2 separate regions of the Mus musculus genome follow, and region 2 is linked to region 1. Evidence: chromatin contacts called from ENCODE Hi-C data. All regions are on one chromosome and are shown on one strand. Each heading gives the region's core, a stretch centred on a gene start or an enhancer-like site at or near the end of the contact. The rest is flanking DNA. Distances are from core to core; before and after follow the strand shown. Region 1 holds the start of Ralgapa2 (Ral GTPase activating protein, alpha subunit 2 (catalytic)). Region 2 has its middle 5.8 kb from the start of 4933406D12Rik.

Region 1 (3,628 bases), core at 453-2,952:
GTTCAACTTACCAAGAACATCACATTTTGCTTTCAGAAGTCCAGAAACTAATCCTTCTAACAGTAACTGATTTACATTCATTATAAACTGAACACATTAAGTGTAATATCTGGGGATCTGAGATAGTAACTTCAGTTGTCAAAATCTGGTGGGTTTTGAGGGGGAAGGGAGTAGGTTTTGAGGCAACAGTCATGGTTTTGAGTTTTGCATTTGGTTGGTTCATTGGTTGGCTGATTGGCTGGCCAATCCCCCACTCAGAAATAGTTTACACAATATAAATAGAAATAATTAGCAACTCTTAATCTCATTAACAAGAATGCTTAAAATTCTCACCTATAAAATGAATTCTTTTGTGCCCTATTTTCTCAAGTGGCAGATGGTCTAAAATTTTAAAAACACTGGGTTTTTAATTTTTTATTATTGTTTCAACAGTATACATATGTAGAAGAAACCTGTCTTTTCCTTGGCCCCCAAATACAGATAAGTCTGTCCAGACAGACAGAAGATAGAACTAATGCATAGCCTAGCCAAGCTACACATCACCAGCATCAGATAACCTGTGGACACTTCACACCCACAGGGGAGAGCTTTCAAGCCATCACAAGTCAATTCCAGGCCCACTTGGGCTCTGCAGAACCTCCACCCTGCAGGCCATGAATAGGGAAGGCAAAAGGGAGTAATGGTTGTCACTCTGATGATAAGGGAGAAGCTGCCTCCCTGGACCCAAAGAAAGCCTAGCTTCCTCTGATCAGAGCCCCCTTCACACCAAAGACCCAAGGAAACAGCTATCAGCCGGACCCTTCCATCCTCCCTCCCCCAACCCCCAAAAAATGTAAATTTAAAAGAGAGAAGGGCAGGAGAGAAGAAATGACATCTAATCTGTCCTGGGGTCAGCTGAAATCAATCCTACCTAAAGTCTTACACTCAAACATAGTAACATTTTAAAAGGAGAGTGAGTGAGAGATGGTAGTTCAACGAAGTCTGTGATGGGACCACATGAGCTATTGGTCTAACCCAAGTTGTCAAGAATTTAAATTTTTAGAATGGGAGAGGGAGAGGGAGGTGGCAGAGAGGAGGTGGCAGAGAGGTAGGGCTGCGTGTGCGTGTGTGTGTGTGTGTGTGTGTGTGTGTGTGTGTGTGTGTGTGTGTGTTCAAGCCCGCCCCACTTGTGCTTGGTTTATTTCCTGGAGAGGACAGCTTATAGTCACCTCTGTGCCTGCTCTCAGGCACAGAGGTTACCCGAGGCTAGGCACCCAAAAGAGAATCCTGGCTAAGTTTACACTTGGGACGACAGAGCAGCGCCCAGGGCCAACGTACAGCCTTCAGGAACAATGCCTCAAGGGTCCCGATCTAGGCTAGCAAAGGTCGGCTGCGCACCATTCCCAGCTCTCTACATCACTCGGACCTGAGACCCCATCAGGCCCACGCCGCGGGTGGGACCCGGCCCTCCCGGCAGGTGGCTCTGACCCACAGCCCACGCCCCACGCCTCACCCAGCAGCGCCCGCAGGTGCTTCAGGCGGGTCAGCACGTCCTTCTTGGGGTCCAGCACCTTCTGCGTGGACTTTTTCACATCTCCGTGGCTCCTTCGGGAGAACATCCCGCCGCGGTAAGCCTGGGCCCCGCCGGCGGGGCAGGAGGCGCCTGCGCCGCACGAGTCACTGCATAGGGTCGCGACGGGCGCGTGTCGCTCCGGCCACAAGCCGCCCCCCTCCCGGCCGCCTCGCCGCCTCAGCCTCAGCGGAGGCTCCAGGAAGGAGGGGCGGGCCGAACGGTCAGGGGCGGGGCAGGAAGGCGGTGTCGATGCGAAACCCTCGGCCCCGCCCCACGGGTGCCTCTGGTCCGCCCTCCGGCGCGACGCACGCGCACATCCCGGACTGTTCACGCACTAGGAGCCTGAGGCTAGGAACCTCGCGGGGACGCGCGCCCAGCTTCGAGTCTGCGCAGTGACCTCCAATCAGATTGCGGTGTTTTCCATATGACCAGGACCGCGAGCTCCCGCCCCTATATGGGCCGCAAGTGCTCCCGGGAACTGTAGTCCCCACAAGACGAAGCGCAGCGACCTGCTTTCCAGAGTGCTAGATGCCACCCTTGAAACTCACACTCCCTCCCCTCTACTGCCTGGCCTGCGTACCTACCCCTCCCAACCCCCCACTCTCTCACAGACACACACAAAGTAAGAAAAGCTGTAGGACTTTTAAATTTTGAAAACTATTTCTAGATTTTTTTTTTTTTTTTTTACTTCTGGATTCACACTAAGGAGCAAGACAAAGCACGTGTGGCCATGTCAAAATCTGATCTCTAATTTCACACTAAAGTAAATAAATGGCTTTGGTAGCAGAGAAGAGTGGGCCTGTTGTCCAGTGAGGTCCACTCAGTCCCCAAGGCATCTGGAACCCAATCTCAAGTGCAGAGGTCAGTCTTGCCTCTTGCTTTGCGGATAGAGCTCCTGGGTTATGCAAGGCCTCATAGCAATCCAATAACAGAACCAGAAATAGAACCTGAAGGACCTGACTCTCGGGCCAACATGCTTTTTAAGGCCAGATGCCTATTCACTGAAGCAAGACTTTAAGACAGAAGATGCTCAAATGATTTCTTACCAGAAAACTGACTATATAATTGTTTATTATCATCTGGATCCCCAAGGTTTGATATTTTGGCTTTATTAGCAAGTACCTAAAGAGGCACCTTAGAATCACATGTTTTTCATCCAAATAGGCATAATCCAAGAGTCTTTTTCTCTAGTGGAGGAAAGTGCTAGAAATGTACACACCCTTGTATTAAGCTTGGTATTTGATCTCTACAGGCACTCAATAAACTCATTAAGTTAAAAAAAAAAAAAGATGATAAAGCAGCCCTACACATTTCAACTCAGCATGCAAAAACTTCTCCGTTCTGGTAAATTCTATTTTTAGAGTTATCAAAATAGCATGGCTACGACTAAGATATACCCAAAGGAACAGTATTTAGCCAAAAAAACAAAACAAAACAAAACAAAACAGACTACAGACAGATCACCTAACAGCAGAAATCTCACAGACCTAGAGATGTAATCTCCATGCCTAGGATGATGGGAGAGCTGTTGCGCCTCCTGCATCCCCAGATGACATCATAGATGAAGGCCATAATCTCCCCAATTCTGTTGTAAGGGAGAGAAGTGATGCTGTCTCTAACATTACGGCAAGAGTATTTGTCACCATCAGTTTATCCTGTGCCCTGTTTCAGATTTTAAAACACATGTTCACTGTTCCATTCCTTTGAACAAGGACATCTTTTCTTACACTGATTGAAAAAGTAAAATGAATTTATCCCACTGAAATCAATTTTTCTCTTGCAATGTGAGCTCTCATTATTAGCAAACATCTAGTAAAGACCTATGGTGTAAAAACAAGATCCTAAGCCCAGGAAATAACAGATATTACAAGAAGCAGTTCTCTCACTGCCAGAGCTTCCAATCCAACTGAGGAGGAAAAACTAGACAAATATATGCATTTCTGTATGCTAAATATATGGCAGTGTTAGAAACTGGATAGACAAAAACCAGGCATCTATGCATGTAAGTTCATCTCATCTATCATACTTACAGAGTGAAGACATAAGACTGCAACACCCACCTCCCTTTTTAAAAGA
Region 2 (3,965 bases), core at 1,317-3,816, 37 kb after region 1:
AGAGAGAGCATATTATGTAATCTGGTTTATGAAAAACAAAATCCCAACCGATCAGATTAAAACTCACTTTTAACTAATACTTTGGAGTCATTTTGTCTGTGTTCTTATCCTGAAACAGCAGGAAATGCAGTAAGTGCTCCTGTTTTCTAAAATACACTAACATTTTTAATAATTCTTGGTAAACCAATTAGTCTCCCAGCACCGATTTTAGGAGGTGGCCTTCTGGCTGGACTGACAGTGGCACGTGGGTAGACACATGAAATGGTCGCCCCTTGAGAAACATTAGTCTGCAGGAAACAGGCTCACCTCCAGCCCCCTGGCTGCCCTCAGGATGGAATGTGCACACATTTGGAGGATGAGTACTCCATGAAATAAGGCTGACATGCTCCAGTCCCAAAGCCAATCACTGCTCCAGGTCGTCCGGATTGAAGTCTTGCTTGAATTCTCGAGAAAAAAAGAAAGAAAGAAAGAAAAAAGAAAAAACTGCTGTATGGAAACAGTTTAGTACTCAATAGCCTTGCCTTTCATGGGTAAGGCATGCTCAAGTGAACATCTCTGTAGATCTATTCTTTGTGTCTGGGGGTAGAGGAGTAGCGGTGGAGGAATGGAGATGGAGGGGGTGGGGTAGGGTGTGTGGATAGAGGAGTTGGGGTGGAGTGGGGTGGAGAAGTAGGGATGGAGGAGTGGGGGTGGAGGGGTTGGGGTGGAGGGTGTGGATGGAGAAGTGGGGGTAGAGGGGTGGGGATGAAGGGGTGTGAATGGAGGGGGGGTAGAGGAACGGGGATGGAGGGGTAGGGGTGGAGGGATGGGGATGGCAGTTCCTCAGTGGTAATTTGGGAAGTGAACAAGCATCAGTGTGGAGTGGTAAGGGGAGAGTCAGCAGCTCAGAGATCTCACAAAAAGGTCATCACACTTGCTTGCCAGCTTGAGGAGAAAGTTGTGCATAAAGAACTTACCGAATGGCAAATTACCAAATCCACAGCGGGCACATGTCAAACACCAAGGATTCTGCGCCAGTGCGGAATTTCAGAATCTCCTGTTTCTTTTGGACTGGTTGTGAATTCATCATGAATGAAGAGACTGGTCTCAGACCACTTGTCTCTCACCGTGCTTACTTACGCATGCTTGTTTTAGTGACATAATAACCAGGCACATTTATAGGGTATGCGGTGACACTTTACTGCTGGTGTATGACGAGTGTCAGGGGAGCTGGCATGCTTGGTGACTTCAAACACCGATCCTTTATTCTCGGAACACCTGAGATCTTTCCACCAGCTATTATGTAGTATATATTAAGTACTGTCAACCACACTAATCCTACTGTGATTTCGAGCATTAGAGTGAATCTCACCCAACTACAGCCTAGGATGGACCATTGCCCACTCTATCTTCACGCCCTCTCCTCTGCCCTTCTGTCTGAATTTTCTCTTTCTTTTCTTTTCTTTTTTTTTTTTAATATTTATTTTTAGCTCGCGTGCATTGGTGTTTTTCCCACATGCCTGTCTGTGTGAGGGTGTCAGATCCCCTGGAACTGGAGTTACTGAGAGCTGAGAGCTGCCATGTGGGTGCTGGGTCCTCCGGAAAAAGCAATCATGTTCCTAACTGCTGAGCCATCGCTCCAGCTCCAAAGATTCATTTCTTTTTATTATTTGTTTTTTAAATTATGTGTCTACGTGTGTGTATATGCACCCATGAGTTCAGGTGCCCACAGAGACTCTGGGGATCCCCTAGAGTTCATGGGCATTGTAAGCTGCACAATGTAATGCTGAGAACTAAATTTGGATTCTTTGCAAGAATGTTGTGTGTATGTGTGTGTTTAAACTGCTGAGCAATCTCTCTAGCACCCACCCCATCCAACCCCCCACCCATTTTGAATTTTTATTTTATTTGTTATTGTTTCTTTGAGACAGAGTCCCAAGTAACCCAGACCGGCCTCAAATCTACCTTGTAACCAAGTTAACCTTAGGTTCTGATCCTTGGGCCTCTACCTCCTAAGTGCTAGGACAACCTACCTGTGCTGCTACGGCACCAAATCATTTTTGTTTTTTTCTTTTCTTTTGGGGCTTGGGCCTTGAACATGCTAGGCTGGTACTCTATCACTGAGCTGTCACCAGCCTGATTTGTTTTTGTTTTTGTTTTGTTTTGTTTTGTTTTGTTTTAAATCGTAACACCAAAGATTTTGAGGAAAAAAAATTCAGAAGGAGAAATCCAGATAGAACGTGAGTCTGGGTGTTAATTTTGGCTTCCTGGCTGAGTCGCTTAGCAGTTGCAGGATTAGGATTTGGGGCAAATTCCTTCTTTCAGACTGAGTTTCCTCGAAGGTAATGTGGACCCATTGATGATAAAGGGTTGTCTGGGCTCATGAAGGCCACCTACTGTGGCCTGGCCTGGAAAGAGGGCTCCATGCATAATCCCTACTATTAGTGTTATTCTTGCTGCTGCTATGGTTACAGTCCCCCTCCCCCAACTCCATTAAGTACAGACTGGCCTCTGGCCCTTCCATTTTGAGCTTATCCTAGGAAAAGTCACTATGCTGCCAATAAAGGAAATGCCTGGCGCCCTATTTGTAGATATTGTTCAGGACTAGGAACCAGTAGGAACTATGAGTTTACTCAAGCGAGAGAGTTTAGACTGCCTCCTCTAACTGGCTCAGGGAAGGAGCTGGAGCTTTGTCAGTTAAGCCTTTGAGCCGGTAGCTGGCTGCGGATGAATACAGTCCTGCCAACACCAACTTGAAGGTACTATGTAAATTCCTTAAAGTGGCCTCCCACTTTCTCCACAATAGCATCTCCTCCCCAGCTCTCACCCTCAACAATCAGATCTGTGGGATTCAGCCAGAAGCTGAGTGTTGAGGCCAGAATACTACCCTCTCCCTCACCGGCAGCTTCTCAATGGTAGTTAGTTGTATGTGAGCCTTGTAACCTCTACACATAGAGCTGAGAGGCTGGAGTGGGTCCCGTCTGAGCAGAGGGAGGTCAGATCCTGTCTTAGCAGAGAACAGACAGAACCACTCCAGGGGAATACAAAACAGACAGACAAGTGCTTGTACATACTGATCCCCTCCTGAAAGTCCGTGGGCAACTTGGCTCATTTTTAATAACATCCTGTTAACGGAGGGAGAGAATTCAGGAGTTGAGAGTTACTTTAAAACAACAAAAAAAGAGGCACTCCCAAAAGTGTGCTAGAATTGAAGAGGCCAATTCACAGCCCGGCATGTTAGAAAGACATTGTCAAGAGTTTCCTATATCTGTCCATCATTGGGTGGCATGTTAGTTCTCTGAGGTTCTTTAACTCCTAAGAGGAATGGCACCTACCACTGATACCTGGAGTTCAACCACATACACTGTGTAGAAGTTTCTGTCCCCCCTTTTTTGAGACAGAGTTGCATGGTGTACCCCTGCTTCAGACTAACAAGTCCTGTGATTATAGATATGTACCCCAATGTCTGGCTGAAATCACACATTTTAACACAGCAGAACTGTGCAGTGAAAGGGAAGCCTCTTTTATCATTTGGCCTTGGTCTTGAGGTCCTATTCACTTCTGGCTAACAGATAATAAACTTCCAATTCTCCTAATCTAATCACTTACTGTCCTATGACAAAATACTCCGTCTTACAGATACTTCCCATCATCTGGCTCCTGGATGTCTTGCTGGCTTATGGAACATCAATCTATGGTCTGAGGGCACATCTTGTGTGCATAATGATCATCTTTCTTTCTCTGGCAGACTATCCTTTTGTAGTCTCTCAAGTCTCATAAGGATTAAATAAAATATGTGTGCAGAGCAGTTAATACACGCTCCACTATATAATAGACTCAGTTGATGTAAATACATCTTTGCTGCCCCAGAAGCCTATTTGCTTCTAAACATCATACAAGATCTTGCCATGGTGTGGTAGTTTGAATGAGATGTCCCACACAAGTGTTTGAATACTTGGTCCCTAGTTGGAACTGTTTAGGAAGGA

Evidence for each region. A loop is a pair of places that touch in the nucleus more often than their neighbours do.
Region 2: a loop to region 1 is called in a map of left cerebral cortex, with 2.1 times the contacts of the local background. The contact joins the enhancer-like site here to the promoter of Ralgapa2 in region 1. A Hi-C loop is called at or near these places in 3 of 37 maps with a recorded cell type or tissue (heart and left cerebral cortex).

What each region holds. Positions count from the first base shown.
Region 1 is chr2:146,510,302-146,513,929 of GRCm38, forward strand. It overlaps Ralgapa2 (Ral GTPase activating protein, alpha subunit 2 (catalytic)), which reads right to left and starts at 1,703. Exons shown (of 41, transcript NM_001033348.3): 1 at 1,493-1,703. The coding sequence starts at 1,598.
Region 2 is chr2:146,546,770-146,550,734 of GRCm38, forward strand. No RefSeq gene overlaps it. Among named protein-coding and RNA genes, the nearest start is that of 4933406D12Rik, 5.8 kb to the left of the region's middle. Within about 2 kb of position 2,567, at least 1 of the 3 ENCODE cell types and tissues checked has a DNase peak (open chromatin) inside an H3K27ac peak, as active enhancers do; it is heart, where a contact is called at or near this core.